7 separate regions of the Mus musculus genome follow, and all the other regions are linked to region 1. The links are chromatin loops, found by intact Hi-C in ENCODE. Cell type or tissue: heart. All regions are shown on one strand. Each heading gives the region's core, and the rest is flanking DNA. Links, peaks and the distances in the headings are about the cores only. Region 1 holds the start of 8430419K02Rik (a long non-coding RNA gene). Region 2 has its middle 74 kb from the start of Gm39601. Region 3 has its middle 53 kb from the start of Gm39601. Region 4 has its middle 5.5 kb from the start of Meis1. Region 5 overlaps Meis1 (Meis homeobox 1). Region 6 has its middle 18 kb from the start of Gm39602. Region 7 has its middle 140 kb from the start of Gm31268.

Evidence for each region. A loop is a pair of places that touch in the nucleus more often than their neighbours do. Peaks named below come from ENCODE experiments on the same cell type or tissue, not always from the same donor. Only the 100,000 strongest peaks of a DNase experiment are listed, where the experiment ranks them.
Region 2: it touches region 1 in a loop (2.2-fold over the local background); 5 of 42 quality-filtered maps call a loop at or near these places.
Region 3: a loop joins it to region 1, with 6 times the contacts of the local background. A loop is called at or near these places in 10 of 42 quality-filtered maps.
Region 4: a loop joins it to region 1, with 5 times the contacts of the local background. A loop is called at or near these places in 32 of 42 quality-filtered maps.
Region 5: a loop joins it to region 1, with 4 times the contacts of the local background. A loop is called at or near these places in 3 of 42 quality-filtered maps.
Region 6: it touches region 1 in a loop (10-fold over the local background); 18 of 42 quality-filtered maps call a loop at or near these places.
Region 7: it touches region 1 in a loop (2.5-fold over the local background); 5 of 42 quality-filtered maps call a loop at or near these places.

The regions. Positions count from the first base shown.
Region 1 is chr11:18,875,336-18,879,679 of GRCm38, forward strand. It overlaps 8430419K02Rik (a long non-coding RNA gene), which reads right to left and starts at 2,275. Exons shown (of 4, transcript XR_003949854.1): 1 at 1-2,275. In heart, for the core only: a CTCF peak has its summit at 2,281 (motif pointing right); DNase peaks (open chromatin) are centred at 2,056 and 2,416; H3K4me3 peaks cover 4,000 bases; H3K27ac peaks cover 4,000 bases.
Region 2 is chr11:19,542,751-19,547,094 of GRCm38, forward strand. No RefSeq gene overlaps it. Among named protein-coding and RNA genes, the nearest start is that of Gm39601, 74 kb to the right of the region's middle. In heart, for the core only: no CTCF peak of the experiment used is centred there; no DNase peak of the experiment used is centred there.
Region 3 is chr11:19,669,164-19,673,507 of GRCm38, forward strand. No RefSeq gene overlaps it. Among named protein-coding and RNA genes, the nearest start is that of Gm39601, 53 kb to the left of the region's middle. In heart, for the core only: a CTCF peak has its summit at 2,147; no DNase peak of the experiment used is centred there; H3K27ac peaks cover 727 bases.
Region 4 is chr11:19,022,268-19,026,611 of GRCm38, forward strand. No RefSeq gene overlaps it. Among named protein-coding and RNA genes, the nearest start is that of Meis1, 5.5 kb to the left of the region's middle. In heart, for the core only: a CTCF peak has its summit at 2,372 (motif pointing left); no DNase peak of the experiment used is centred there; H3K4me3 peaks cover 646 bases; H3K27ac peaks cover 2,512 bases.
Region 5 is chr11:18,955,549-18,959,892 of GRCm38, forward strand. The region is part of intron 7 of Meis1 (Meis homeobox 1); the gene reads right to left. Among named protein-coding and RNA genes, the nearest start is that of Gm16141, 32 kb to the right of the region's middle. In heart, for the core only: no CTCF peak of the experiment used is centred there; DNase peaks (open chromatin) are centred at 2,383 and 2,993; H3K4me3 peaks cover 1,138 bases; H3K27ac peaks cover 2,385 bases.
Region 6 is chr11:19,758,867-19,763,210 of GRCm38, forward strand. No RefSeq gene overlaps it. Among named protein-coding and RNA genes, the nearest start is that of Gm39602, 18 kb to the left of the region's middle. In heart, for the core only: a CTCF peak has its summit at 2,394 (motif pointing left); no DNase peak of the experiment used is centred there; H3K4me3 peaks cover 292 bases; H3K27ac peaks cover 252 bases.
Region 7 is chr11:17,458,181-17,462,524 of GRCm38, forward strand. No RefSeq gene overlaps it. Among named protein-coding and RNA genes, the nearest start is that of Gm31268, 140 kb to the left of the region's middle. In heart, for the core only: a CTCF peak has its summit at 1,911 (motif pointing right); no DNase peak of the experiment used is centred there; H3K4me3 peaks cover 524 bases; H3K27ac peaks cover 964 bases.

The DNA.
Region 1 (4,344 bases), core at 209-4,208:
CTATGCGCAGTCACCTACTCAAATCCAGAAAAGTGGGTGAGGTTGGCAGAAGGGTTTTGCAGCGATTTCGGCGCTCGCCGCTCACCCCCACCCCCACCCCCAATGCCTGCGGGGACTGGGAGAGGTTAGAGCCTCGGGTCTTCAGGTGAATTCGGAGAACCTGTCACTTTTAGGGTGGTGGAAGAGAAAAGTGCTGAGGTGTGAGGGAGGCCTAGGCAGAAAAGCAAGAAAGGGAGGAGAGAAGGGGAGCCAGAGAGTTGGCCATCCTGTCTTTCAGTCATGTCTCCAACCCAGAGAAAGCAGACAGTGGGATCCTGAACTCTCCGGTACACTCTGCCTGAAGCTAGGGTGCCAAGCCAGAAAAACGACGCCGGGGAGAGGACCCGTAGGTGTATGAAGCAGGTGACTCTACTCTCTGCTTTCCTAATGGGCTAGGACCTGGGAGTAGTTTTCCTCCCAGAGAATAAAGTCACTGGTCCTAATGAACACAGTGTGGGGTAGAGGTGGTCAGGGCTAGGAATTATACAGTTGATCAAAGGAAGACTGGATTAAAACTAAATCCAGAGTTTCAGAGTCGGAATTCCCTGAGGTGGACTGAGCGCGTGAGCAGCACAGGAGTTACTTCTTCACCAGCTAAACCAAGCCCCTAAAAGTGCCTCCCATCTCCCTATTAAAACCCTAGGGTATCATTTTTAGGGCAAAGACTCTACAACGCAAACGTCTAGCGGATTGCCCAATATATTGTTTGTGTTTTCTTTCAGTTCCGCCTTGGAAGAGAATGTTTTAAACTTTTTGGGGGGGCGGCGGGAGGCTGGTTCGATGTGAAAGAGAACCCTACCCTTCCCATTATTTCTTGGCTTCAGTCTCCCAGGAAGACCCCCAACTCTCCCGCCCAGATCTTTTCCCCCAACCAGAGAGCTCTTAGCCTCTAATGCTGCGTCTACCCTTGATGGTATGGTTTGCCAAAGGGCCAGGGGGTGCTGGGTAGCACAGAAGAGACCAGGAAAAATGATGACTCAAACTGGGCGCCCCACACACAAACCCACACCTCCCTGCTTACGGTCCAAACACCCGTTGAGAACCTATATCACCAATTTCTGCTTTAACTGCCTTCCCAAGGGCCGAGGGCCTGTGGGATCCAAAGTGGGGGAAGTTTCTAGGACTTTTAAGGAAACTTGAAGGAGCTTCTGCCCAACACACTGTGACACTATTCTTCTCCATTCTACCGGAGTGCTATACACTCTGGAAGCTCACCCTCTTGCCCAGCCTGACTGTTCAAGGCAGCCTCCAGGGCCCAAGCTCTCACCGACATGCTCCCATGAGCGCCCTGGGATTCGGAAGCCGGGGCTCCGTCTGGAAAAGTCCTGTGAAAGCATTCTGGCAACTACAAACCACTCTGAGGGGTTCCAATTGACGGAGCCCAGAGTGAGCCGAAGAAGTCTTTGAATATGCTTTTGCGCTAACTCATGGACACCCAGGCTACCGAGACAGTTAATTCTTCTTAACTTTGACTTTCAGATGGCGGAGGTGGGGATGGGGGCAAGCATAGGACTCTTCTGCAGACCCCGAGTACCTCGGAGTAGTGTGGGATCACAACTGAGACCCACCCGCCCACGTACCAGCTCCAGCCCCAGCCCCAGCCCCGATGTCGTGCAGAGGGAAACTAAAGGGAGTCTGAGACGCGGCTGGAGCTGGGTGAGCCGGCCGCGGCGGTCTCATTAGAGACATCTCAAAACTCCTCTCAGCCCACCCCCAACACCCCCCTCCCGCCTACACAGGGGGAGCTGAAAGCATCACTGAAGGCTCGGAATTCCAGCGTAAAAGAGCAGTTTTCCCCTTTCACAACGTTCGGACTTTGTCCCTGGAGTTACTCAGTATGCGCTTCTGCCCGGAATGCGATCCCCATACCCAGATCCATCTTCTCTAGGCCCGCTAGGACCCGGCACCCCAACTGCTGTCCTTGTCGTTTGGTCTCCCCAGGGCTCCACCTAGCACGCCTCTCCCCGCGGTAAAACTCGTGGGCCGGGTTCCCCGAGAGGAGACAGCCTCCAAAGGAACTCCTAATACCATCCATACAGCTTTAATGCGCTTATAATTCGATAAGTGATTTCAATTTGAAATTGTTAGTAACTAATTTTATGGGTAATTTTTCCACATCAAATATTTAAGCATCAGATTAAGGGCGCCAGTTCCGACGCATGATCATAAGGGGGTTTCTTCCCCCCCCCTCCCCCCCGCCCCCTCAAAACACACTGCCGCGCTCCGCCTCCCTCCGGTCTCCTACTGCGTCGTTTTTCCAAATCCCCAAAAGGTGGCAGTAGAAGACGACTTTCCTCTTTTCCTGCGGCTCAAAAGAAAGGACAGGGGTGAGGGGCTGGGGGGGGGGGGGAGCGGCGGGGGGAGGGGTGGGGCGAGAAGAGGGCCAGGAGGGACTGGACGGTGCCAGGACTTTGCAAGCTGAGCCTTTAACACGTTTCCACCACCGCGCTAGCGAGAGCAGTGGCGAATTTCCTGGAGACGTCTCGGGCCACGGCGGCGCGCCCGGCGGCCCTGGGGTCGGGGTGCGGGCGACTCGGCACATTTGCACTCAACCCTCAGCCTCGTACAAAAGCGGGAGACGCAGAGAGGGACCCACCGGCTTCTTTCCATTTCTTTGTAGTTTAATATTGTCAATACTGTACAACCAACCTTGGCTCCTCGAGGCCGGGCTCTTCGAACACATAAGTCGGGGGGGGGGGCTGTTAATGGGGGGGAACTGGGGAGGGTGGAGGGAAACTAGGGGCGCAGCGGATGAATTGCAGACCAGTTGCCAAACTTTTTCCCCCTGCTGCCGCTGCTGCGGCTGCCGTGGCTGCAGCCTTTGCTTTGAATGTGTGTAACTAGGAAACAGCAAGCCGTCTGAGAAGACGGAATTTCCAACGTGTAAAATGTTCTTAACGGAACCATTGAGCGAGTGCAATAAGGCGTGAGGGGGAACTAATCTTCCCATTTAAATGTTTGTGGCAATTTTATCTAAATGAATTTTAATGCTAAACGAGGGTAATTCCCCATTTGTAGCGCGTTTGCTTCTTTCCTGTGCTTCTAAAGCAGTCGAACATCGTGCAATGAACAATAACAATAAAAATACTTCCAAGGCATATTATTCATTTTGAATGTGTTATAATTACATTTGATTAAATATGATCGGGTAACATTTTTAAATTTTTTGTAAAAGAAACTTAGTCATACTAGTCTCATTCAGCCAGCGGACTCCCCCCACCCCCCCACCCCCACCCCCAAAAAAGAAGCCTGTATAATTGTGTGCCCTGTTTAGGGGAGGGCGTTTTGTTTTTGTCCTTTAAGAAACATCAAAACCACTCTCCACACCTCTATTATTTTCCTCCTTCCGATAAGTGTCGTCAATAACCTCAAAGCTGGCTCTGAAATTTACAAGAGGAAAAGCTAAAACAGAATTAAACGGGAGGGTGTCAGGGGCAGGAACAGAGAGACCTGAGGAGCAAGGCTCGCACAATCCTCACTCCGAGGGGGGAAACCATGGCACAAAAGCTTGCTTTATTTTTTTCTAATTCCTAGACATTAATGATCATGATTCTTTTTAATCTCCACATTCCCCAGCCCCCCTTTGCTTGCGCTCACTCTTCCCCTCCACCCCCAGCCTCTCCCCCTGTTCTTTTCACCACCCTCTCCTTTCCCCCTCCTCCCCCCTCCCCGGCTTTCTCCCCACCCCGCCCCCTCCTACCCCAACTAGGCTAGAGCCTCCAGGATAATAAAGGCTGACTCACCGGGCTTGTACTGGGGAGGCAGAAGTAAAAGGACGGTTAGTTTATAAAGTTTATTATTATTTTTAAAAGTAAATAAATGGTTGTTAACTGCAACTAACCACCCATCAAAGAAAATGATTTCACTAATATGGACTCTTATGCAGTCGTAGAATTGTCTCGGGGCCAAAATAGGAAAGTTAAACAGTCCCATCTTTGGGGGGGCGAGCAGGGCGAGGTGGGCAACAGCTCTGAGACCAGGCTGCAACCTCTCTCACGTTCTCTCTCTCTCTCTCTCTCTCTCTCTCTCTCTCTCTCTCTCTCTCTCTCTCTCTCTCTCTCTCTCTCTCTCTCTCTCTCTCTCTCTCTCTCTCTCTCTTCTCCCTCCCTCCCCCACCCCCTCTCTCTTCTGCACACCCACGTGTCAGAAACAAGGCCCCATAAACAAAAGGTGAGAGTGCACACCTCTGCTCCTGCAGGTGAGGCAGTGACTCACCATTACCATTACTGAGTAGAGCCAACCCACAGCTGGTTTCTCTTTCCAAATAGAAAACAGGATTGCTGTGGGCAGTTTATAAGGTGACAA
Region 2 (4,344 bases), core at 213-4,212, 670 kb after region 1:
TCCCATATCGAGGTCACTGTGACACAGTCGTAGCTAGGCTGCACGATAGGTACAAACTTTCCTCCCCTTAGCTCTCCAGACCCTGCTCCACCTCTTAATTCTCCCGTGTGACTTCAGGATGCTCTCCTCCTGCTGTCCCCTAGGTCTAGCCATGAGCTTTCCTGGCCACTTCTTTCTTGAACATAAATTTTGTTTGGGGTTTTTGGTCATCATCTTGACCATAGTGAACGTGAGACAAAAGTTCGTGCCACGTGGCCATCTTGTCGCCTCAGGACTTGTCACCCTTTGAAGATCCTTTGGGCTGAGAAACAGAGGGAGGGGCCTCTGGAGGAATCTTGGTGGTTAAGAGTGCCCAGTGTTCATCCAGAGGACCCACATTTGGTTCACAGCACCCTTGCCAGGCAGCTCACATCTACGTCCAGATTCAGGAATCCAGTGCCCTCTTCTGTCTTCCCAGGGCACCCAAACACAAACAACATATACTCACACAAATACACACATAAATAAAATATTTTTTAGCTCAAAGTGCTATGATGTATTACTTATATCAGATAGTTCATAAATGCCCTTGTTTCTCAGTTTGCTTCTAACAAAAAAAAAGAAAAGAAAAGAAAAGAAAAGAAAAGAAAAGAAAAGAAAAGAAAAGAAAAGATGCCCGGAAGAAGAGTGGGAAGGCTACAGAATGCTTGTGGAAATTGCTTCTCAGAAGCTTGCACATACTCTCACCCCTGGGTGAGTAAGCTGCCTTCTGACCACCTCTGCAGGCTGAAAATTAATGGCAGTGTAAACATTATCTCACAAAAGGGCTCATATTAACTTTTAAAAATATATATGTATTTCTCCAAATATTCCAATCATTCTTTATTTAGGTGATTCCATTCAGAGGGAACATACTGATAATATGCAAGCTCATGCCAAAGAAAGCTTTTTATTGGCCTCGCTGGTGCTTCTAGCTTGCTTTCTCCAGCTGTGATATCAGTCTTAACCATCCACGGCTGTGATTTATCATCTAACCAAAGCTGCTTTACAGTTCTCCGTATTAAATTTGACATGAAAGCATTTGTAGTGGCTATTCCTGGTTGTCAACTTGACTATATTTGGAATGAACTACAATCCAAATTGGAAGGTTCACCAGTGACCCTAATCTGGAGGCTTGGAGATAGAAGTTTCTGATCTGGATCTTGGTATGGAGATCTTGAGGCATAGTGGCTATGGATTTCAGAAGATTAAATCTCCAAGTTCAAGGTCATCCAGGATTAAAGGTGTGGTGGGACACACCTTTAATCTGGGCTACACCTTCTGCTGGAGACAATATAAGCACATTGGAAGAAGGGAGTCTCGCTCTTGCTCCTTCGCCTGCTTGCTGCGTGAGACTGAGTAACTGCTAGATCCTTGGACTTCCATTCACAGCTACTATTGAACCATTGTTGGGAATTGGGCTGCAGACTGCAGTCATCAATAAATTCCTTTACTATATAGAGACTATCCATAAGTTCTGTGACTCTGGAGAACCCTGACTAATACAGCATTCATGACTTAAAACTCAGAGTGGATGACTGTAACAGGTTAGACACAACATCGGTATTTCTCCAAAGGGTAGACTACAAGCTAACCTGAGAAAGTGCTAGATTTATCTCTGTTGAGAATGGGTTGACTATCCTACTGAAATGTAATAGACTAGGAATACAGAGACTGCCCCATCACCTCTGCTGGCCTGAGGGCTGATCCTCTCCATGAGACAACCATATTGTGAGCTAAATGAGCAGATTAAAGGCAGGTTGTTATGTCGCTTGACAAAGTATCTAAATAGAAGCCTCACATTTAGGCCTTTAATTATTAATCGATGCTTAAATACTAAACTACAGTCACAACCCTTGTCAGGTACATATTGATCAAAGAACTACCACTTATTGGATGATTATTATGCACCATTCAATATGCAGGACAATTTGCATTCTTTACTATATGTTTGTCAGAGAGGTGGGCATTCTTTTTTTTTTATTAGATATTTTCTCTATTTACATTTCAAATGCTATCCTGGAAGTTCCCTATACCCTCCCCGCCCCTGCTCTCCTACCCACCCACTCCCACTTCTTGGCCCTGGCATTCCCCTGTACTGGAGCATATAAAGTTTGCAAGACCAATGGGCCTCTCTTTATACTCATGGCCGACTAGGCCATCTTCTGCTACATATGCAGCTAGAGATACGAGCTCCGGGGAGGGGGGGCAGGGGGGGGAGGGTACTGGTTAGTTCATATTGTTGTTCTTCCTATAGAGTTGCAGACCCCTTCAGCTCCTTGGGTACTTTCTCTAGCTCCTCCATTGAGGGCCCTGTGTTCCATCCTATAGATGACTGTGAGCATCCACTTCTGTATTTGCCAGGCACTGGCATAGCCTCACAAGAGACAGCTATATCAGGGTCCTTTCAGCAAAATCTTGCTGGCATATGCAATAGTGTCTGGGTTTGATGGATGATTATGGGATGGATCCCCAGGTGGGGTAGTCTCTGGATGGTCCATCCTTTCGTCTTAGCTCCAAACTTTGTCTCTGTAACTCCTTCCATGGGTGTTTTGTTCCCTATTCTAAGGAGAAATGAAGTATCCACACTTTGATCTTCCTTCTTGATTTTCTTGTGTTTTGCAAATTGTACCTTGGGTGTTCTATGTTTCTGGGTTAATATCCACTTATCAGTGAGTGCATATCAAGTGACTGATTCTGTGATTGGGTTACCTCACTAAAGGTGATATCCTCCAGTTCCATCCATTTGCCCAAGAATTTCATAAATTCATTGTTTTTAATAGCTAAGTAGTACTCCATTGAATAAATGTACCACATTTTCTGTATCCATTCTTCTGTTGAGAGACATCTGGGTTCTTTCCAGCTTCTGGCTATTATAAATAAGGCTGCTGTGAACATAGTGGAACATGTGTCCTTATTACCAGTTGGAACATCTTCTGGATATATGCCCAGGAGAGGTATTGCTGGATCTTCTGGTAGTACTATGTCCAATTTTCTGAGGTATCGCCAGACTGATTTCCAGAGTGGTTGTACACGCTTGCAATCCCGAGGTGGGCATTCTTTATCTTAGGATGGAGGATCCAGAGCTGGAAGTTAGCCTGGGCTACCATACAGAATAAGGCCCTGTCTAAAAAAGGGAAAGGAAAAAAGACAAACAGAGAAAAGAAAGAAAGAAATTACACTTGTAGAAATAAATGGAGAGAAAGATATAAAAGCCTAGAGCCAAGGAAATTTTGGCTAAATATGAACCAAAAAGGTAAGTCAGCCAGCCAGCAAGACTAGGGAAGCTTTAAAATATTGCCCAGGAAGAGAAATCTCGTCAACCAGCTCCCTCACACCAAAATGTCCCCACCATCACCCTCCTAACCAAGAAACAAAACTAAAGAGAACCACACGTGCCAGAATCAAGCGAGTCTCCTTTACCCAGAAGCACACTGGCCGAATAAACCGCAGGCTCCTGGCTGTTCTAGGGCATGGTGCACACCTCCTACCATGGACTTCAGTCATTATGGCTCAAAGTCAAAGGTGCTAATGGTGACAGCCTAGATCTGGGGAAGGAATCATTTGCCCTTTTGAGAGTGTCCCTGAGCCAATCTTTCTAGTCTGCGCTTTTGGAATTAATACACAGGGAAACATCTGCTTGCCAGCTGTGAACGTGAGTCTGGCTTCTCTACAGACATTAGATGCCCAATTGTCCCAACTTCTGGAGGCAGGAAGCCGGGGGGTGGGGGTGGGGGGGAGAACGGAAAGAGAGATGAGGAGCAAAGGAAAAGAAAGGGGATGTTGAGAGACAGAAGGCCAGGAGAGCTGAACAGGAAAAGGAGGGGAGGGGACAGGAGGGGAAGAGGAGGAGAGCAAGAGGGAGGGGAGGGGGAAGGAGGGGCATGAGTGGAGGAGGGAAGGGGGAATGGGACAGAGATGGGAGGGAAAAAGAGGGATATGGGTGTGGGTGGGAAAAGGGGAGGGAGAAAGGGAGGGAGAAAAGGGAGGGAGAGGAGGACTTTCAGAAGAACTCACTGGGGCCCATAGATCTTCCTCTTTTCCCATCAGACCTATCACCCTCAGGAGTTAACCAATAAAATTGACACCTCTCAACTATGGAAGACCTAATAGGAAGATGTAATGTTTGGCCCTGTGCAGCACGACTAGATGGTATTAGCTTGCTTTTGTGAAGTACTGTACAACAGTCACCCATCAAACCCTGCAAAAGCACAGCGTGGGCTGAAAGCTGCCTCCATGCTCTAACTGTAGGGAGGCTCCACACTGCCAGCCCAAACAAGGTGGTTGGAACAGTGCAGGTCAGAGTACGGACGACGCCCCCACACC
Region 3 (4,344 bases), core at 253-4,252, 790 kb after region 1:
GCAAATTTCTGAGTTCGAGGCCAGCCTGGTCTACAAAGTGAGTTCCAGGACAACCAGGGCTATGCAGAGAAACCTTGTCTCAAAAACAAGAAGAAGAAGGAGGAGGAGGGGGTGGGGAGGACAGGGGGGAGGAGGAGAAGGAGGAGGAGGGGGTGGGGAGGACAGGGGGGAGGAGGAGAAGGAGGAGGAGGAGGAGGAGAAGGAGAAGGAGAAGGAGAAGGAGGAGAAGGAGAAGAAGAAGAAGAAGAAGAAGAAGAAGAAGAAGAAGAAGAAGAAGAAGAAGAAGAAGAAGAAGAAGAAGAAGAAGAAGAAGAGAAGAAGAAGAAGAAGAAGAAGAAGAAGAAGAAGAAGAAGAGGAGGAGGAGAAGAAGAAGAAGAAGAAGAAGAAGAAGAAGAAGAAGAAGAAGAAGAAGAAGAAGAAGAAGAAGAAGAAGAAGAAGAAGAAGAAAGAAGATGTATCTAGAGGTGGCCTTTGAGATTTCAAAAACCTGTAGCAGGCCAAGTTTTCACTTCCTCTCCCTCTCCCTCTCTCTGTTCCTTCCTCTTCCCACCCCTGCCTCCTTCCCCCTCTCTCCACTCTCCTGCTTGTACAATGAAATGTCAGCTCTCAATTGCTCCCATGCCCTGCCTACTGCCATGTTCCCCACCATGATGATCTTAGACTCACCCTCTGAAACAGCAAGCAAACCCCCAATTAAACGCCTTCTTTTCTAAATTGCCTTGGTCATGGTGTCCCCTCCCAGCAATGGAAAAGCAACTGTAGTCCTGTGGGTGGGAATTCCACGGGAAAATGCAGCATCAGTGTGTAAAACAAGGAGGAAGAAACAGAGAAAGAGCTTTTCATCTCTCCCACACCTTGCTGAGGAGCAGAAGTCTGTAACCTTCAGGTTTCACAGTCAGATGACTGGCACAATCAAATCTAGAGATTTTACTCTCCCAGATATCAACCCTCAGTAGAAAAAATCCAAAAATCCCACCAAGCAATGAGCATGGTCACTGCTCCAACCCTACTCGGGGCTGCTCACCTGAAGGACTTTCTCTGTCATAGATAGATCATTTGTAGATGCCCGGGATCCACTCCCCTTTCATTTTCTGTGTGAAGTCCCCAAACATTCATGGTATCCCTGTATATTTTCTCTACAGTGAAGCACTTCCTTGTTGGCCTGGTACTAGCTGACTTCTAATCTTTATTAGTCAGATGTCTGCTCCTCAGAGACTCAAAGAGCAAGAATGACTAGTAGGCTTGTATGCTGGGTCCAAGCTACCCATGAGCATCAGCTCATAGGAACCTAGACACCTTCTCTGCTGATCGCATCCATTCTTTAACCCAGCTTCCTCTCGCCAGGACAGTTTGGGGGAGATCCTTCTGATCCTCTCTCGCCCCTCTTCCCTGCACCCCTGCCCCATCATCCCAGACTTCCATCCCCAGCTTCCTGTTCCCTTTCTTCTTCCCTTTCTAATGACCCCCAAAGACCTTACAAACCAGCGAGAGCCCAGAAATGTGGACACAGTACTAATAACCTCTCACAGATATCTCATGATAACTTTATAAAGCGATGCTTTAGATGGGACTTCTGGGAGGCAAGCTGCATAAATAGTTAAGGACCTAAGTCAAAGACCCAGATCAACTCTATTTAAGTGCTTGTGAAAGCAAGACTGAGAGGATACAAGTCACATGCTCCTGTTTAACCTTTACCAGAAGGCCTGGGCTCGCTGGCGCTCTCTCTCTCTCTCTCTCTCTCTCTCTCTCTCTCTCTCTCTCTCTCTCTCTCTCTCTCTCTCTCTCTCCTCTCCCCCCTCTCCGCTCCAGCTCCACACATGCATAGTGTCAGTGAGCTAAAGGGTCTGTTGTGGGCAATGAACCCATCTCAAGCAGAAAAATCTCCTTTAGCACAACTTGGCACTAACAAGTCACAGAACAAAGGCAGGAAGCGTCCCTTTTCGTTTTATTCACCGGGAAGGACTCTGCCCACTCCTTACCCACTGTCTGATTTCTCACCAAAGGAACATTTGCAAGATGAAAGATTTATATTCTGTGAAATATTTCACTTGTCATCACAGGGGACTCCAGGTTCCCCGGCTGTGCCGTGGGTTCCGGGAAGGCTCCCTGTGCGGCCTTCCTCACAAGCAAAGCCACACTGCTCCCAAGTGGCTTCTGTGGAGAAGCAGAAAGCCAACTGTGGCTGAGACTGAACATTCCAGGCCCAGGGGCTGTTTCCCCGATGCCTCTTCTAGGGGGAGACCTCTATAGACCTAGCATCAGGCTCCTCACAACGGTTACCCTGGGGAGCTCAGCTCTCCCAATCGGAGGAAGACCTTAGATCTTGGCAAAGGTTCAGCCTTTTAAAGTAAAATTGGAAACCTACAGGGCTGTCAGCGTTGGTGCCAATTACACTGGATTGTTTGTACCCCAAAAAGGCAGCTCCCTACTGTTCACGAATCTTCTGTCACTTGGGAAGACAAGGCTGTCACAATAAGTACTATCCCCTTGCTGGTCTCATCCTTTGTCAACAATGAAAAACATCGCTTTTCTTTATAATTACTAATCTTGTAACATTACTGTCCCTGCACCCTGAAGGGGGTTTTTCCTTCTGTCACTAGAATCGGTGTTCTCGCAATTTAGAGTAACTCTGCCCGATAAACTCTAAAGTTATTGACGTAGAGGCAGGTGAATATCACAATATAGGCGCATGGCTCCTAATAGCTCCTCAGAGCCACGCCCCCACTTACCCCTGCCTTCGCCCAAAGCTAAGGCTGCTGAGCTCTAGGTAAATTAAATCCAAAACTCCATGGTAGACACAAGAACCAGTGCATAGTGAAGTTCTGCAGGCATTTGAATGCTGTTGTCTGCTGATGAATTCTTAATTCAAGCTGCACCAAAGACACACCAGGCGAGCCAGGAAGCACTAGCCCTCCTAGACTCCACCCAGGCCATTCAAATTAGAACCAGGAATAACTGTGTCTCACATTATGTTAGAGATTCTGATGAGCTAAATGTTGAGAATAAAGTTACATTATTTAACTCGATGACTTCATTATTCACAACAGTATGTTCACAGACACACAAAAAAATAAAAAATAGAGAGAGAATAAAAAGATAATGGCTGGAAATATCTCTCTCTCTCTCACACACACACACATACACACAAACACACACACACACACATTGTTAAAGGCTAAGACTCACAACCAAAGAATAAAGAGTTGTGCTGGACATGATTGCACACACCTTTAATTAGCAGTTAGGAGGCAGAGACAGATGAACCTCTGAGTTTGAGGCCAAATGGGTCTATATCAATTGTTCTCAACCTGTGGGTCCGGACTCCTTTGGAAGTCACATATCAGATATCCTGCATATTGGATATTTACATTACAATTCATAACAACAACAAAATTACAGTTATGAAGTAGCAATAAAAGTAATTTTATGGTTAGGGGTCACCACAACATGAGGAACTGTATTAAAAGGTTGCAACATTAGGAAGGTTGAGAACCACTAGTCTACATAGTAAGTTATAGGCTAGCCTGGGCTACATAGTGAGACCCTGTTTCAAAAAATAATAATAATAAATTTTAAGAGAAATAGAAAGTTTTTTTAAATACATATTTGGGATATGAATTTTCCTAAACACTGCCTTCCAGTAATGACCAGTTAGTTTATCTCTCTGGAGAGTATAAAGAAAGGGGAAGGAGTCCAAAGCCTTTGTTGCCTGCCTAACCCTGGCCCAGCAGCTCTGGGAGCAAGAGGCAGTCCCCAGCAGTACACATCCCATCACTAGGGGAGGCAGGAGACTGCCACGCTCTTCATCACAAGCCGCTCTTTTAACATTTCATTTTGTGAGTGCCTAAATTAGAAACATTTTCTTCATTAAGCCAGATTTATGAAGTAACAATTACCTCATTTGCCCATTTTTTAAAATTAATCAAAGATTTATATAACTTCCAATCAGAGGTGCTGACCAGTAAAAAAAACCTACCCATTGCTGGTGTCAAATTGCAAGAATGCCATTCCCCAGCAGAGGAAAGCGAGGCAGGTTGAACCCACACAATTCATCTTAAATAGGCAGGCTCTTCTAAAAGCAAATTTGAAATGCTAAACTGTGGGAAACAAATCATGGCCACTGAAAGCTTGGGGACTGTTGAGGAGGAAGGAGGCAAGATGAATACAAATATTCCAGGGCAGCAGGTTGAAAGGGGAAAGGTTAGAGAGTAAGTGGGGGCTTCTACCACAGCACTATGCTGTTAGGGACTTTATTCTGCCAATAATTGCACATGAATCCTTGCACATATCAAACCATCACCGCCAGACTCCATTTTCCCATTTGTAAACTGAGAGAGATTAAG
Region 4 (4,344 bases), core at 95-4,094, 150 kb after region 1:
GTAATTACAGTAGTATGAATTGTTTGCTCAAACCTCATTCTGGATAAGGATTTTACAATTAGCAAACAGTTATTACAGTTGGGGCTTGCTGAGAGAAATGACAGATGTACAGAATTGTAAGATAGTAGCCAAAAAAAAAAACCCCAAAAAAACAAAAAACAAAACAAAAAAAAACCCTTCTAGCAAGGCAGCAATTAATCAATCATCTAGTAAAAGGAAAGGTGCAGAGGCAGTTCACGGCATCTCAGAAAGTTACTGTGACATAAATTACTGTGGTATGTGTGCTGTTCTGGATGTGCCTGACCCTAAGTTTATTTCAGATGTTTCCTTTAAAAAGACAGTAGCATTCCGGCTTTTGCAGAACACTAGTGTTCTAGCCGCTGTTGCTGCTCTTCAAGATGCAGTCCTTCTCCTTTCTGTTTTCCTTTCATGGCTCACAGTATCTTCCCAAAGATAGAATGCAGGGATAAGAAAGAGGCAGCCTGAGCTCCTGGTCCCTATTGTTTATCACCTACCCTGTTGGGAGGCCTCTAAAGCAAGCAGTGTTCATCTTGGCTGTTGGTAGTCTCAGAGACATTCCTGTAACTTTTTGTTCTCCTGTGAGGAACTCTCTGCAGAGTTCACATCCTGAACTAGGTTTTTGTTTCAAAAGTTCCCACTGATGAGTCAGACCTAAATTTCTCAAAATTAAAGAGGCACCTCTGAAGGTAAAATGTGTGTGTGTGTGTGTGTGTGTGTGTGTGTGTGTGTGTGTGTATGTGTGTTTGCCAGCCCAACACAAATAAAGTCCTGTTAATCAATGGAGTTTGGCAGCTGTGTTCACAAAATGATAAGTGTTTATCATCTGTCACCTCAGTTTAAGATGCCTGTTAAAATGTTGTGGTTGCTCTTGAGGTTCTCCTGGAGTGTGGGGGCTTGGAATTTGTACTTCAAGAAAAACATTATCAGTTCTCTGCCCTCCAAATACCCCCCCACATTAACATTTGCATTTAAAAAAACAGAAATGAGGGTAGTTTAAAGAAAATGGATTTGAAATCTGGTAGAGATAATGGAGGAATGCTGGCGATAAGAGTCTTTGTGTGATAGGAGAACACTACCAGGAATTTAAAGCTAATGGATGACTGTGAGGAAACTGAAATAAACTATTTAGATGGCTATTACAGCGGGAAACCTGGTTAGGTGATAGGAAAGAGGCTTTAAAGCGCAGGATTAGGAAGGACGTTAATCAAGTGTCCCAAAGCAATCCGGGCCACAAGGCTGGGAGAATTGTTTACCACATTTTGCTTCAAAAAACAAAGACTGTCTGGGTCCAGTTCACAAGTCAATGAGAGGTCAGATTCGGCTCTCTGACCATCACAGGGAAAATGCCTGACTCACTATCTACTGGCTGCCTAACAAAAGTCCAGGAAAAATAAATGTTGGGAGCCTGGTTGCTTTCCTTACTACTTTTCTATTTCAAATCATTAAAATGCTTTGGTCTCTAGAGAGGAGAAAACTACACTGGTTAACATAATTACCAGCTCTGACATTTTCAGAACTTATAGAGGTCTTTTATTAATTAAATAGAGGGTTTAATAAAATATTCCTAATAAAATTTATGGTTGTCTTAAAACTTTCTAAACAGTGCTATAAATTCTTAATAAAATTAACTGGGAAATGAGTTATTAGCCTACACTTTGCCTTCCTCCAAACCTCGACAGGGTCTGCAGAGTGGAAAGAAATGGAGATTTTTAAAAAATATAAGTATTAGGCAAAGCTATAGATTGCCCTAAAGAGGCCCTAACTATTATCTCCTGGTGGCTTTAGCACCCAAAGCACTCCCAAAACTGCACACAAAACTTCAAAAGCATTTCTCTCCTTTACAGCACACTACATATGCATGTGTACACATTTTCATTTAAAACACAATGGTCAGTGTCTGAGCCTCAGCTTTGTGTTGAATATATTAAAGAACATAGAAGTATAATACAAATTCTAACATGAAATTTTGAAGGCCCAAGTTGCAAAGACTTTACCCACTAGAAACTAAGTAAAATTGAGGTGCCTCATTTTTTTCAAAACTTTAAATCTCTCAATTATTTAATTTCCCTACAGGTAGCTTTTAGTTACTAAAACCTGCAATAATAACACGTCTCTCCATTTATAACCATTAATGTATTTTCTGAAGGAAATGCATCTGTTGAGCAGATACACAAAAATATTTTCGTATGACTCCATCTCAAAGTTTTGCAAAGTTAATTTTGTTTTTTTTTTTTTTCTCTCTGCTTCACCGGTGGATCCAGTGCTGTCTGCCTGCCTTTTCTAAAAGAACAGGCCACTGGCATCAAAATAGAACCAAACCTCTCTGGATTGTTCATTATTTAAACGCTTGATCTTTTGTGCCGTCTACTGGACAATAGAAAAACTGCAGCCTTGTTTACTTTAAACTTTTCACTGTCCAGTATTTAGTGAAGGTGGGGGTGGGGAGAGGTGTGTGTGTGTGTGTGTGTGTGTGTGTGTGTGTGTGTGTGTGTTGGGGGTGGGGTGGGTAGGATGAGAGTTGATACTAGTAACAGACAAGAAAGACCCACAGGTCTTGGGACTCACTGTAAAGGTATTATACTCAAATTATGTTTTTCAACCCAAAAGATGCATCCAAGCTACTTGGTTAAAGCACGAGACTAATTATTTCAAATACTGGATTCTCACTTCCTACCCACCCTCTTTTACGATCACTGTGGAAAAAGCCATAAAAGGTGTGACAGGCTCAACCTCTCTGAGAAGACACTCTAGGCGATTGCTTGACTCTGAGTGTGTACTAGCTTGAGAGATGAGCTAAAAGGTAACACCTACCTGGACAGTGGAGGATGCGCACATCAGCGCTTGGCACCCAAATATAATATTATCTGGCAACCAAGAAAGCCACTTTTAGAAGATCAGAGATGAAACTGGCTATGAGAAAATTTTTGTGCACACTCCTTTAGTGATTCCTGAAGCATATATTTAGTGCTACTGGGGAGGAAGAGCAGGGAGGTGCAAGTCTTATAAAAGTTAGACACTTCTTACAGCAGAGGCAGTCTCTGTTCTCTGAAATATTGAAAATACTATATGTGTTTTTGTTTGATTTAAAACTATGCATGGAGCCCTAGCATTATGGAAGCTTTGGAATAGAAAAAAAAAAAAACAACTTTGACCTCTGACATTGATTTAGTTTCTGAAGTAATAGAAATATACTTCAATATATGGCCATATAGAAATAATTTTGTGATTTAAAAAGCTCGATACCCTTTCCAACAATGAAGAAATTGAGTTGGTCTTGGTCAAAGAGCCACAAAACCTTGGTGCAAGGACTCTTCAAACTGTAGATCTGCTTTGCTGAAATCAAGCCAGGAGTGTATGCCAACTTACCAGCGATAACTTAAAAAGCAAAATTTACTTTTAAAGAATATACAATAGGGAAGAGGGAGAGTAAGACATTTTATTGATACGTAAATGTATTTTAGCAATGCTTTTCAAATGTGTGTTTTGAAGTGACACCCTGTCAGAGTGGTTTTAAATATCAGGGTTATCAGAGAATCCAGACTGCCACTGACTACACAGTAAGCATGGATACGACTTGCATGGGAGTCTGAAACCTGGGGTAGCTTTAATTGAGCTCACAGGTAGTAAATGGCTACTATTTTATGAACGACTTAACTCAAGTTTTAAAAATAAACAAAAATCCTACTTGCAATAGCTGGAAAACTTAGAATTTTTTTTCCCAGAAAATAATCACAAGTGAATTCAAGCCTGATATAGTCCACACTGGTAATGGAATTACCAAGTGCTGGAAGAGAACTGGCTGGTGCAGACGCAGCCAGCAGTTGCAAACATTTACCTTTGAAAGCAACTGGATGAGGCTGATTGCCCATGCTTAGCATCGGTATTACACCGAATAAAGGGGCAGGTTTTGTGCGAATCTCCAGGCAAAAGGGTGGTAGTGGGGAATGATTATTCAAAAATAAATATTTTAACATTTCATTGAGTCGTCTAATGAATAAGAAAATCGTCGAAGGCTTCCTGCAGCTCAGAGAGAATTCTAGCGGTGCGGAAAAACACTAGGAGAAAAGAAGAAGAAACTGAAGGGTGCCTGCTGAGCAGTTACTCATTTGTGACGTACTTTTCTGTGCCTTTATTGAAAAATGAAAAATAAATACCATCTTTCCTTGTCTTAAAAATAGCTTCAGACTACGGTTATGCTTGCTGAAAATCACATTGTCTAAACAACTTCTGCATGGTAGGGTCCGTTTGAAAACGGGAGGAAAAGTCTACAATCTTGCAGGCTCCCCTCCTTCCAGGTCCGAAAGGATAATTTCTCTCACAGGC
Region 5 (4,344 bases), core at 137-4,136, 80 kb after region 1:
GACTGAATTTAAAACTTGTTTTGTGTGTGTGTGTGTGTGTGTGTATTATAGTAAAACATTTAAAAACATAAAATAATTAAAAATTTATTAAAACTCAATGTCAAATGAATCTCAGGCGCTTGTGGGAGCACTTGACCATGTTGCATCGTGAAACTTCACTGCAGCCTTGGTTTGGACAGCCAACAAAAACATTTAGTAAAAAGAAAACTCACAAAGAATGAAGCCTAAACCACTCCAGATGCAACTCAAGATTGCTGTTAAAACTTCTAAAGTTTTCGCCACACATACACATGCACACACATGCACACACTCATTCACATGCACATGCGCACAAACATGCTCGCACATACATGTACACACATGCCCACATGAAGGGCTCTGCTCCTTTAGAAACATAATATTAATTATGGAAAACAAAATGCAGTATTTTTCTTGTCATCAATGCTCAACATGCATCAGATTAGCTATCTCTGGATTACATTGTGTTTCGTTTTAAAAACTGCTGCTTGAGTTGCTAACTTGATTTCCATTAAAAAAAAAAAAAAAGATGAACTGAGGACCTGCCAGATGGCTCAGTGCTAAGTGCAGTGGCTGGCAAGCCTGCGGACTTGAGCCTCATCTCAGAATCCACGAGGTGGGAGGGAGCCAACTCGGCAAAGTTGTCTTTTGACCTTCACAGACTTGCCTACTACACACACAACTATAAAAATAAAAATAAAGATTTCTACAACGTCATTTGGGGTTAGGACAGAATTTCTATCGGTCAGGGACATTTCTGAAATGGCCCTAACCTCTTGCTACTTTATCTTACGTATCTATATAAAGCAGTGTTCTCAGCATTGATGGTTATAAAGTAGAATTATCAATCTGCTCTGAAAACTGTTGAAGACTCTGATCCCTGCTGTAACTTCATTCTTAATGTAAGACTAACCAAGTGCATCCACTTGGAGATTGAACCTACAGCCAAAACATTCTGGGCAATCTCCCTTCCACTGAGCCAAACACCAGTCTTGTCCATTTCATGACTATGCAAATTTGCTTTCATCTTTAACAAAATGGTAAAATTATATGTATACCAAAGAATTCCCTTGGAATAAATGTCTTATGTGATTATTGGCAATAAATATTCCACTACTGTGTCATGTAAAAAAAAAAAAATTCTCCAGCAGAAAGGTGTGTCCTGTGGAGGACGTGTAGGAAAAGTTGTTCCGGGTAGTCAGAATTGACAGAAAGGCTGAAAGGGACTGGTCCCAGAACACTCACTTGATATCTGATACCAGGTGTGGCACTGATCTTAGATAAAATAATACTTGTGAAAATTTTAGAAGTTAAAATTCATTTGTTCATGATTCGAAACAATAACTACAAAAAGCATCCTTTAAAAAAAAAAGAAGTCCTTAAAGCCGGGCGTGTGCTGTCATAGCTCCAGTCCCTGTGCTCAGGCTGAGGCAAGAGAACCACTTGAGTGTGAAGTCAGAGGCTGTGCTTCAGAGGAAAACCCCCACTCCTAAAACCAACACCAAAAGACTAAAATCAAAATCAAGATTGAGTTATCCTGGCATTGTGATTTACTAAGTGTCTCAGTAGCTGGCAGAAATAGCCCGTTAACTGCAGACTCTGGCTGTACAGAGACCAGAAACCTTCAGGGAGCCTCTGTGAATAGTCCTGTTTTACTCTGGGAACGGGCCACAGATAAGGCATACAGGCCTTTGTAGATTTGAACTCAGGTCTGACACCGGGCTAACCTCCTAATCATGCCAGCACCACCCTTCCCTTTTAACCTCCTAAGATAAGATAACGTCAAACCAGGCCTTTCCCTGACCTCTAGAAACCCTTGAAGGGTGTCAACAACCCTTCCTCATTCATTGCTACAGGCCATCACAGCCTTGCAAACTCCCCCCCCCCGCCCCCCCCCCCCAGTCTTATCTGATTTTCTCTGCAGAGAAGGAAGACACACAGGGAGGTGCATCTGTACACCTGAGTCAGAGGAAGTAAGCAGGGCTCTGTGTGAAAGCCTTGAAACAAAGAAGTCGAATTGTAAGTGTCCACCAACCCAGGAAGCTCACAAGAATGGGAAGCTACGAGCTTTAGGGCTTTGTAAAGCTGCAATGCAAAACCTTGGAAGAATTTGCCCCACCTTACCTCCGAGCGGCAAGGAGAACGTCCTATTTTAAAAACAGACAAAAGCCCTCCACGTTTGAGGTGGAAGTGGAGAAGGGAAGCTCTCCAGCTAAAGCACGCACTCTTGCTAGACTAGGGACCCCGGAGAAGCCACTGTTGAAATAATCATGAGTCTGTGCCTGAACTTTCCGGCCCTATTCTCGAGCATCGTCAAGGATCTCTCTACACCAGAAATCTGAGCATGCGCTGATGAGAAAAGCAGCAGCTGTATTTCCTCACCCGAGGCGCTCTGGCTCTTTGGTATTGGAAGCTCTCACCGCGCAGACAGGGCAGGCTGGTGAGCACGAGAAAAGGGAAATAGGGGCAGAAGGGAAGGTGAAAGGAAACTTAGGGGTTTTCTGTTTTGTTTTAGTTTTTCTCAATATTTTTGTGTCACAAGAGGACACATCTCCCTGCCCCTGGACAAAGGAATACAGAAACACAAACAAGCTAGCTGGCTAACTCTTGAAACACCAGCCTAGAGCAGAAGCACATGTGTGTCCCACACCAAGAGACAGTGGTGGTCCCCATGGAAACTATGTTCATGCACAGCCCAAAGCTGTGAAGGTGACAGGAGGCTTTCAGCAGTGATGTCAAAGGACACCAACTGAAATCTATCTGGAGCAAGAAGGTACAGAAAGCTCAGCTTCAATCCCAATTAGGGACCTACCTGTGGCCCGAACACTACCTCAGCTGAGAAAAGGTCTGTTCCTGGCCGCTGCCCTAGCCCCCTTTCAGCAGGACTGAGTGAGCAATGGCCATGTCCTCACAAACAGACCTTATAATGCCAACCCCAGGCCTGTCTGACTTCTGAGTTGGCCTGTGGCCTAGAATTCCTTGCTTCTGGCCCCACCTAACAGATGGGGTATGCCAAAATGCCAGGCCCAAACTTGCTAAACCCTTTGGACACTCTGTCTTGGACCACCCAGCTGTCTGTACAGAGGCCAAGTTCTATATCCAGGTTAAGCACTCCAAGGCTGCATTCCTCTTAATATGGGGGTGTTTCTGCTCTGTGGTGCTGGGGTTCTAGTAAGTCCCTGTAAATCCTCACCATCTCCTACCTTCTTCTCACCTGAAACCTAAAACTGGTAAATTGTGCCAAGTCTGTCCCAATCAAGGTAGTCTCTGAGAGAATTATTTCCATACTGGGTACCAAAGGTAGGAGTGGGAAATATAGCCATCCTCTTTGGTCCTCACTCTCATCCAAATAATTCTTTCTTTCAGAAGCAGGAGAAGAAAGGCCCTATAAGTTCAGCATCTCTGCAACCAGCTGCCTCAACTCTCCTCTTGTGTGATGCAGGCAATGAAGGAAGAGTTGCCTGATCCCAGAAAGTTACTGGCAAGTTGGATAGTGGGTTTCTGCTGGCCCAGAGCTGGCTATGTTTCTTTTAAAGCTGAAAGACCCTAGTATGAGCTGATTTAAAAATATCCAATTTTTAAGGATCATGCAGTAAGAAGAGAAGGGAAAGCCAGAGGAGTGTAAACACTTTCAAAGGATAAAATGAGATTGCTCTCATATTAAAATTGAAATTATTATAGGTGTATGCGATGTCAAGAGTGGGCAGTTACCTTTGCCACAGGTTGCATGTGAGGATCAGAGGACAGCTTTGTGGCGTCAGCTTTTTCAGTCTACCTTTATGTGTATTCTGGGGATCCAATGCAGGTCACTGCTTTACCCACTGACCACTTTTCCCATTCTTGTGAACTTCCTGTTTCAAATGAAATTATGAAGCTGTTCAAAGAGGCCATACTCAAGGCCTCTCTTCTGTACTTGCTTGTTATTATTAAAATAATAATGTATTATGTTTAGAAAAGGATTGTGGATATTCTGTGGTAGCAGACAGTTGGGCTGTGGGATGGTGGTTCCAGGTCACGCTTTCTGGAAGTGGGCAATGAATCAAGGGCAAATTCCCAAGCAGTCAAAGAGTGATGTCACCACATTGGGCCCCTGATGCTCATCCTTACAATGCTCTCACTTCTCCAAGTACATGAATTTTGTCTAAACTCCAGGCCACAGCTGGGACTGAAGTCATGTGCCTGCTACTACTTCCTACAACATCTTTCTGAAGTGCCTCAATTCTGCCAAGACTCTCTTCCTTGGTCTGTAAAAAAGTTGCTAGTGAGAAGGGACTAGCTCATTTGAAATACTGGTGTGAGAGCCAGCAACAGTAAGATCGTGGAAAC
Region 6 (4,344 bases), core at 132-4,131, 880 kb after region 1:
GCACACACACACACATGCACACACACATACACACATACACACATACACACCTTTTCTTAAAAGCCTTGGGTGGTGACACTAGGCACCAGACTGCCAGGCCAAGGCAGCAATGTTTCACAAAGTCATTGAAGCCTAGCCCTTGCCCACTGGCCTGAAATATCAATTACCATAGAGGATGTTAGCACTGTAAGGAAGACCGCAAGGGCACCTACCATTTACAGGAAGAAGCCACGATTCCAGATGGTGACCATGACTCAGACTAGGCCTGACCCCCACCTCCTGACTTCTCATTCAAGTTCTTATCCAGTGAGTAAATCTGGTGATAGAAGGCAGCCAGATTAAAACTACATGAAAACCTCCTCAAATGAGAGCTGAGGCCGGCGCTTTCATGTGGTTAGGCACTTAGCTCCACACCCACCCCTGGGGTATTTGATATAACACTGTTGGACCTTCTCCAGCTTGTAAGGCGGCAATGAGGGCTCCTTCCATCACTGAGCTGGGGAACAATGCCCTGCTGTTGGGTGGGTGAAAACAAGACAAAGATGCGGGTGGCTTCGCTGACCTCTGTAAGGCTTGGAGGTGAGTGCCTGTGATGTGCTGGGCTAGGACAGGAAGGACCACACTTAGCAACATCCCACTTCCCAAGAAGGAGAAATTGATGCAGACAAGTCACCTCAGGCACAGCCCACTAAGCTTATGTGCAATGCAAATAGGGGTGGGTAATAGGCCAATAATGGTAGTTCCTATAAAGACTTCGTCTTGAATAATTCTACTTTAAAATTACTGGTTGTAAGCTGGGTAGTGGTGACACACACCTAATAATTCCAGCATTCGGGAGATGGAGGCAGACTGATCTCTGTGAGTTCGAGGCCAGCTTGGTCTACAGAGTTCTGGGACAGCCAGGGCTACACAGTGAAACCCTGCCTTGAATAACCAAGAAAAAGTTACTCATCTTAAAATGGTCCAAACTCTGAGCTCTGCTTCAGTATGCGGAAGCATGCCTTGTTCTGTTTTGTTTTCCGAGACAGGGTTTCTCTGCGTATCCTGGAACTCCCTTTGTAGACAACACTACCTCCCTCTGTGTCCTCACAGAGTCCCACTATGTCTGACTGGTATTTTCCTCTTATAAAGACACCATTCCCTTTGGACCCAAGGCCATCCTAATGACCTGTCCCGTACTGGCTAGTTTTATGTCACCTTGACACAAGCTAGAGTCATTTGAGAAGAAAGACTCCAACTGAGAAAATGCTTCCATAAGATTGGCCTGTAGGCAAATCTGTAGGGTGTTTTCTTTATTAGTGACTGATGAGAATGGGCCCGGTCTATTGTGGGTGGTGCCTCCCCTGGCTGGTGATCCTGGGTGCCATAAGAAAACAAGCTGATCAAGCCATGGAGAGCAAGCACATTCTGAGGTACAGGGGGAGATGTTAAGACTTTAACACATGAACTGGGGGCCCAGAACTCAGCCCTTCTTTAAGGATAGCTAGATACTACATGTTTTGAGGTGTGGCTCTCCAGAGAATGCTGATAAATAAACACACTTAAAACTAACTATACAAATAACGAAGCACCTCTGCCCCGATGGTCACAGGAGTGACTATAAAACCTAGGCATGGTTATATACTCTTCCCAGAAACGATGGGGATCTGTGGATTATAATCTAGGATTCACATAAAGAATACTGCACGCAGCATTAGGGTAATTTTCCTCAAAGGAACAGCTTCGCTTTAATTCTGTACGTTTTAAGATATCCAGAATCACTTTCCCTAAGCAATTATGATTTCACAAAACGCTGTCAGGGCATTTGCAGAGTTTTACTGCCCAGATAGAACCCGATGCCTGGAGCTTTGGGGAGTGATTTATTATTTGCTCTGGTGGAAGGTTGCTAAGTAAGATTTATTCAGTAAGAACAGCCATCTGAACGGTACGTAAGATATGTGTTTGGCTGTGAGGGAGACTTCTTTTTCTCCTTTCTTCAAGTGGGCTTACTCTCTATACTCAGAAATATGCACATTTGCATCCCCACTTTGGTGACATTAGGGGCACTGCTAGGCATTTTGACAAATCAGTTCCTTTCCACTGTTCCCATTTGAACTTTAGCTCTCAGAAACGTTTAACAAACTGTCATACTAAAAACAGCCAAGAGCAGTGCCGAAGACCGTTGATGAAATCTCTTGGGTATCCATCCGCTTTCCATGTTTCATTCTGAATATTTCTTCATTGCATTTTCTGAGGGCTACGGACGTCCTGGGAAGCAAAGCAGCCAATGCTTTCACTCATACCATCTCAGAGAACTCCGATTCTTAAGAAAAAGAAAACAGCGATAATGCCAACTTTGTTTCTCAGAGCTGTAAAAAGTAACAGGCGCCATTGTTGGCCTACTTGCGCCCCCTAGTGTCTATAACGTACTGTTGCTTTTTGCAAAGGGGATGCTGAAGAATTGGAACCAAAGGAAGCTGCTATCCCTATTTTCCTCTACTTAAGATACAATAACCTCCTTCACGCCAAGGTGGCCGGCACTTTGTAGCTCGCCTTCTCCCCAGAAGGTCTGCATTTCATCGAGAGCACTGAGGCAGAGGCAACGCTGCTTGATGGCAAAAATTCAGGCAGAAGAAAGCAGTTTCCTTTGCACTCAGGCTGGGGTTTGGAGTGGGTACAGTGGAACTTTTAAAGAGTCATCAACACCTCTAATCCCTGCCCTTCTACCAGCAGACAGAGGGGGGAAACAACACATCTCTTGCTTCTGCTTCTACACTAGGCCATCCCCATCCCTGTGCCTGGCTGAAATTTCAGCTCTGGGTGGCCATGTCCAGCAGGGTACCTCACCAAGAGCACAGCAACCGGGTGGAAACACATGGGAATGTTCTGGGCGGAGTCCAACAACCCTCCCAAGGCTCCCTGTGTAGGTCAGGGAGTTCTGAGGGCAGACTGCCATTCTCCAAGACAGCATTAGACTGAAGCAGGCAGCACGGAGCAGAGCAGAGTGGTGAGAGGGAGGCTGGACAGGGCTAGGTAGGAGAGGTTTCTGAGCTCTGGCCTCAGCTCCTTACTTAACTTCTCCCAGGTATTTGGAATTGGCTTCTTCCCCAATTAGAAGAAACGGTGGACACCATACAGCCAGTGCCCCAGTGCAGTCCAGACAGAACCTTGAAGAAAATAGGAGGGATGTGCACACCACAGGGAAGCTGCAGGCTCACCGCCACCAATTCACACCCGCTCTCAGTCCATAACCCCAGGGGAGATCGTAGCAAGTGGCAGAGAGTCCAAGGTTGGATTCAGTGTTGTTTCAAATGTGTATAGTGGGACAACTCGAATAGAACCTGAATAGGCTCTGGCGGGCCTGAGTTTGAATCTCAATTCTGCCTGATTATCTCTATAACCTTCAGCAAGTTTTCTGTCCTTTAACTGCCTGCTCAGAGGTTAGATCCTCCAAACAGGCCCCTCAGAGGACCCCGCAGAAAGGGGCATGTTCCTTCCTTATGTGTCTTGAACTTCATAATCCCTTACAGTTTTTGTTCAGAACACATATAAACACCTCTCATAATTTTATAGTCTGGTTACGAAGTAAGATGTTTGATTTCCTCCCTGTTCAGTGAGGGCGGGGACCACAGCACAGCTCTCCTCCCTCACCCCCACCCACCCCCATCCCTGCCAGCTTATCTCAGGGAGGGACATGCAGAATACACACAATAAAAAGTTTAAGAGATTAATTCATTGGACTAAGCTTTTGCCATTTTATTTTAACACATTAACATACCACTTCCCTCCTAGGTGTGTTGTTGTAAAGGCTAAAGAGGTATAGGTATAGATAATATAGATACTGATGGTGTATATATAGGAATAGGTAGAGCGGTTGTAAATGACATGATAGAGATGATATATAGATATATAGATTACCTTGATATAAGTATATATAAAGATCATATGCATATAAATAAGTATTCTTCCCTATTTTTGCACAATGTAGGTGGCCTAAACAGGATGGTTCCTTTGCCACCATTAGAGACTCATCATAGCAGGCCCCACTGGCCACTGAGGGGTGAACTATCAGACTGGCAAACCAGAGGCCTGAACAATCCACAGATTCCACCACAGGCCCCTGAATAATCAAAACTAGTTGGCACCTTACGATTAATCGCCTTTTCTCTCTAGATGTCCCTTGATGGCAGGAAAAGTTACCTCCAGCTTCCCGCTCCTTCCTGTCCCAGATAGAGAGCAGCCAGAGGGACTGTAAATTCATCCCTAACGTTTCCAGTTGTTTGAGTTATGTTCTACCAGAACTAAGAAGGTGACTTTAAAAACAGGAGGGAGAAATAAAGGTTGCACTTCCCAGAGCAGAGAACA
Region 7 (4,344 bases), core at 241-4,240, 1.4 Mb before region 1:
GAGATGTTTCAGAAATAATCGCATCATCACTACCTTGCTGTGTCTTCAGTGTCATTCAGAGATATTTTGTACATTTTGTAAAGTGAAATAAATAGCATTAACTTGAGGCAGTGTGCCAAGGGAAGCTGAATAGAGATGTTGCTAATCTGCTTACGGGTAGGTCTGTGGGTGCAGCATTGGAAGGGTGAATCTGAACATGTTTACCAAGGTAGTTCCTGGTACCATTAGGTTGTCTTCATAAAGTAGGGTGGAGGGCAATTCTCGCCCTAATATCATTATTTCATGCCCTTTGCCAATGATTGGCATTGCCTTTCAGGAAAGAATGCACTAGTTGGTAAGATTCTAGGAGCACAAAACAGACTACTCATTTGAAGTTCATTGCTTATGTAGCTTTTGTATATGAGCAAATTTGTTGTCTGCTTTACTAATTTCTCTCTTCATACCAGAAATAAGGACAGCTCACATGGGCACTTAAGATGCAACACATAAATTTTGGGAAATAAACAAATGTAGTCACAGTTTTTTTTTTGCTTGTTTTATTTTTTTTTTGTTATAAAAGTTTTGTGTGTTTTAAAGAATAGATGAAATACCATCTATATAGAAAACATTCTAAAGAGATTTCTTTCTTTACCTAGCAGATGAAAAGGCACATAACTAATGCAAAGGAAGGAGGGGGTGGAGGAGGAAGAGGGGTGAAAAGCAGGAGAGCAGGAGGAGAGCGAAGAGAAGTAGCAGGAGACTAACAATTTTAAGAATTCTTCGAAGGAATAATTAAGGTGGCTATGTTGCCTATTGGTCTTAATAGTGGAGAGTTAGGTAGGCTAACCCTAAAGGCACATATTTCTCGTATAATCCTGCTTATCTCACAAATCTTAATGATCACTCACAAAGGAGACTGACTAGGTAGGTGGGTAAGGCTGCCAGCTAAAAAAGGGAGGAAGCAAATATCTACTGTCTAGTGACCTGAAAGCAATTCTTCAAGTCTATTCTAGTAGAAGGAATTTCTTTCTCTTGGAGTAACTTGCAATTAAAAAGCAAAGGGCATGGCCGCGAGAATCGGAACTATAGAGAGAAAATATGCCCTTTCTTATGACACTTCTCAGCACACACAGACTGCAAGTTTGCTCATGTTTTGATAAGACTTTAAATAGAGATGTTTGCATTAAAACTTTTTAAAAAATCCTTTTAGCTTTCAGAAATTCAGTTTGTGGGTGGAAAGGGCATGTTTAAGGCAAGAGAATGTGAGTGAGCTGTGGCTGTGGCTGTGGCTGTGGCTGTGGCTCAGTGGTTGAACACTTTCCTGACTCGGGGTTATAACCCCAGCACCAGAAAAAAGGAATCAACTAAACTAGCACAAATCAAAGATCCCACAGGCTTTAGCTCTGATATGATACTATACCCTAATTATCTAGGCCAACACTTATAGAAATAGATGATGAATAAGTAATTTTATTTTTTGGTAGTCATATTAAAAACATGGGGGAAAAAACTACAGGTGAAATTGATTTAATTATTTTTAAATTTAATCCAATTATTACAAATATCTTCTAAGTATGTAATAGGTATAAAAAAAGCTAATTTGCACCCTTCACAGCACAATCCTCCCCTTAAACTCTTTGCTTTTGTATCCATCGATCCAGCATTATTTAAGCACAGCCACAAGTAGCTTGTGGTTACTAGATTACAGGGGAGGTGGAGATGACATCGGTTATACCTCATTGCACACCTTCCTAGTAAACAGATGCCTCAAGAGAGGATTTTTCATTATGATCATTGTCTGAAGAGTAGAGCTTGTAGGCGTAGACTGTTTAAATAGGAGGTGAAATGTCTCTTTAGACAGGCCATGGATTCCAAATTTTCTGGAAGTTACTGGTTTCCAAGCAGGTAGATGCAAGGCATCTAGTTTTTTACCTGTAGAGGGAGCTCTCTCCCCTCTGCTCTCTCTTTAATTTCAATCCCAACCTTGGTTCTTAGAACCCTGCAGTTCTGAGTTCTTTCACCTGGCTTGGTGGAGAGTTTGTGTTTGGCTCCAAACCAGCAGTACTTTCACAATCTGCACACGTTAAAGGCAGCTAAAATGCTAGGACACCAGCCGGGTGGCGGCTTGAATCTGTGATTCCCAGGCAGTCCAGGGAAATGATAAACAAAAGTCTTTTGTGCAATATTAATAAGCTTTAAGCACTCCCCAGTGAGCCTCTTGTCATCCAAGTAAGTCATGTGTATCAAAAGCCCTTATACGTGGAAGTTTGTTTTCATATCTGGCCCACGATGAATGGGAGCCCCCTTTGCCATGTTGTAAAACAAACATTTGTTTATTTTCTGAGCAGAGCTGGCAGTACGACTCAGAAACTGGAGCTGAATGGAGAGCCCCTTTCCAAGGAGGCGCCTTTGAAAACCCTCTGCCGCAGCTTTCCAACTGTCAACTGATCCTGAACTGGGTTTACATTAAGACAATAACAGTGTTTCCTAAATAAATAAGTTAGAGACACCCGTGGGCCTTAATCAAACCCATAAATGGCTTGTAGGGTGGGCCAAAAGGTTTTTTTTTTTTTTTTTTTTTTTTTGCTGTGCAGAGAAATAACGTCTAGTTCATCTTACCATGTATGGGAAGCTTGTGTTTTTGAGACAGAAGGGTTTCTTTATGGTAATTATACTGTTTTTTTTTTTTTTTTTTTTTTTTTTAAACCAACAACAAAAACAAAAACCGCCTGATAGAGCTTTCTCTGGACCTCTGGGACAAAAGAATGTGACACTTTTCTTGGGTGAATGCCACGGTGCCAAGCAGGCATTTTCTAAAGAAGAGAGGTGTGGTCACCCTCCCAGTCGATAATGTAACCCCCTCCTGGCACGTAAAGAAAATAAATGAAAGCTGTAAGATGAACCATCTGCTACTGCGATCTGGCTTCTTTCTTCGTTGACTTGGGGCTTCCGGGAATTCCTTTCACTCCAACAAGTTTCAAGCACAATGGCCTTAGAGGCAGAGGGTGGAAACCAGGAAGCACCACTGAGCGCCGGGAGCTTGGGTTTCTGCGGGTTTTCCCGGAAGGCGGGAATTTCAGCCTCTTACTGGAAGCTGCGTTTCTCCCGTAAAAGACACATTCTAGGGAAAGACTGAAAGCTGAAGAGCTGAAACAACAGTTGCATGTAAATGAAAACAAAAAATTAAATACTACTGCGCATCGTAGGAAGTCTGTAGAGATTCTTTCATACAGGTATCCTCAGCTGTACGGAATCATCATTTGCAACTTTCAGAAACAAAAGCTTGACTATAATATATGTATAATATGACTTTGGTTATAGCACATGCATAATTTTATAACTTACTTTTGGAAGGCTTGGATTTTTTTCATGTGCATTTCCTCAGACTACCATCTAATATTTATAATAATCATTTTTCATTATTATAACTATGTATAATATACAACTAATATTATTACAATGTTATAATAACATAACCAATATTATAACATTGTTTCCACGGATGTACAACTTTCCAAGTAGATGTACTATAATTCACATGTCTGCCTTTTTCTTTCAGGCAACATGGGATGCTTATGATTGCTTTCACAGCACAATTTCTTTCTTGGAGAAATATTAATTGGGATAACCACAAAGTTATTAATACTTAGGGATTTTTAACACACAATATCATATGGTTTCCCAGAAGGACTTGAAAACAAACTGCTTTTCTAACTGCAACCACTCACTACAGTGTAGTCTTCTTAGCTTTCACTTCCTCTTTGCCCTTTCTGTCTGTCTAGAACAATCCCACCACTCACATGTCCTTCTTTAAACACCTTCACATAAGCATTTCATCTATGTGTAAAAGTGGTTCTCGGATACTGTCTCTCTGAGACCTTAGGAGAGTATGCCAAATTCAACCTATTTTTATTATTACAGACAAGAGTGTTTCATTTTGTAGCACATTGCTAATTGCTATGGTTTTGTCTTGTATAAGATGTACTTACTTGTGGGCTAATGCGTAATTTATATTCATTTCTGAACCTTGCAATCATTTGTGCTAATGTGGTAGACACACTTTGAGAAATCTGCCCAGGCCAACAGATTACCGAAACCTATGAATTAACCCCTGTGCTTGGTCATGCGACTCCCTCACTCCTGCCACATCCAACGGGACTGAGATTGAGCGGTGTGTTGGAGGAGTGAGAAGATGACAGGAGAAAGAGAAGGCAGGACCTCCACATAGAAAGCAAAATGGAGATGGGAGAAAAATTGCTTCCTTCATTTCTGAGGATTTTCTAGTTCTTGCTTCCAGTGATTAAGTCTGTCTGGTTACATGTTCTCAAGTGTCACTCTCTCATAGCTTTACACATGCTGGGAGAT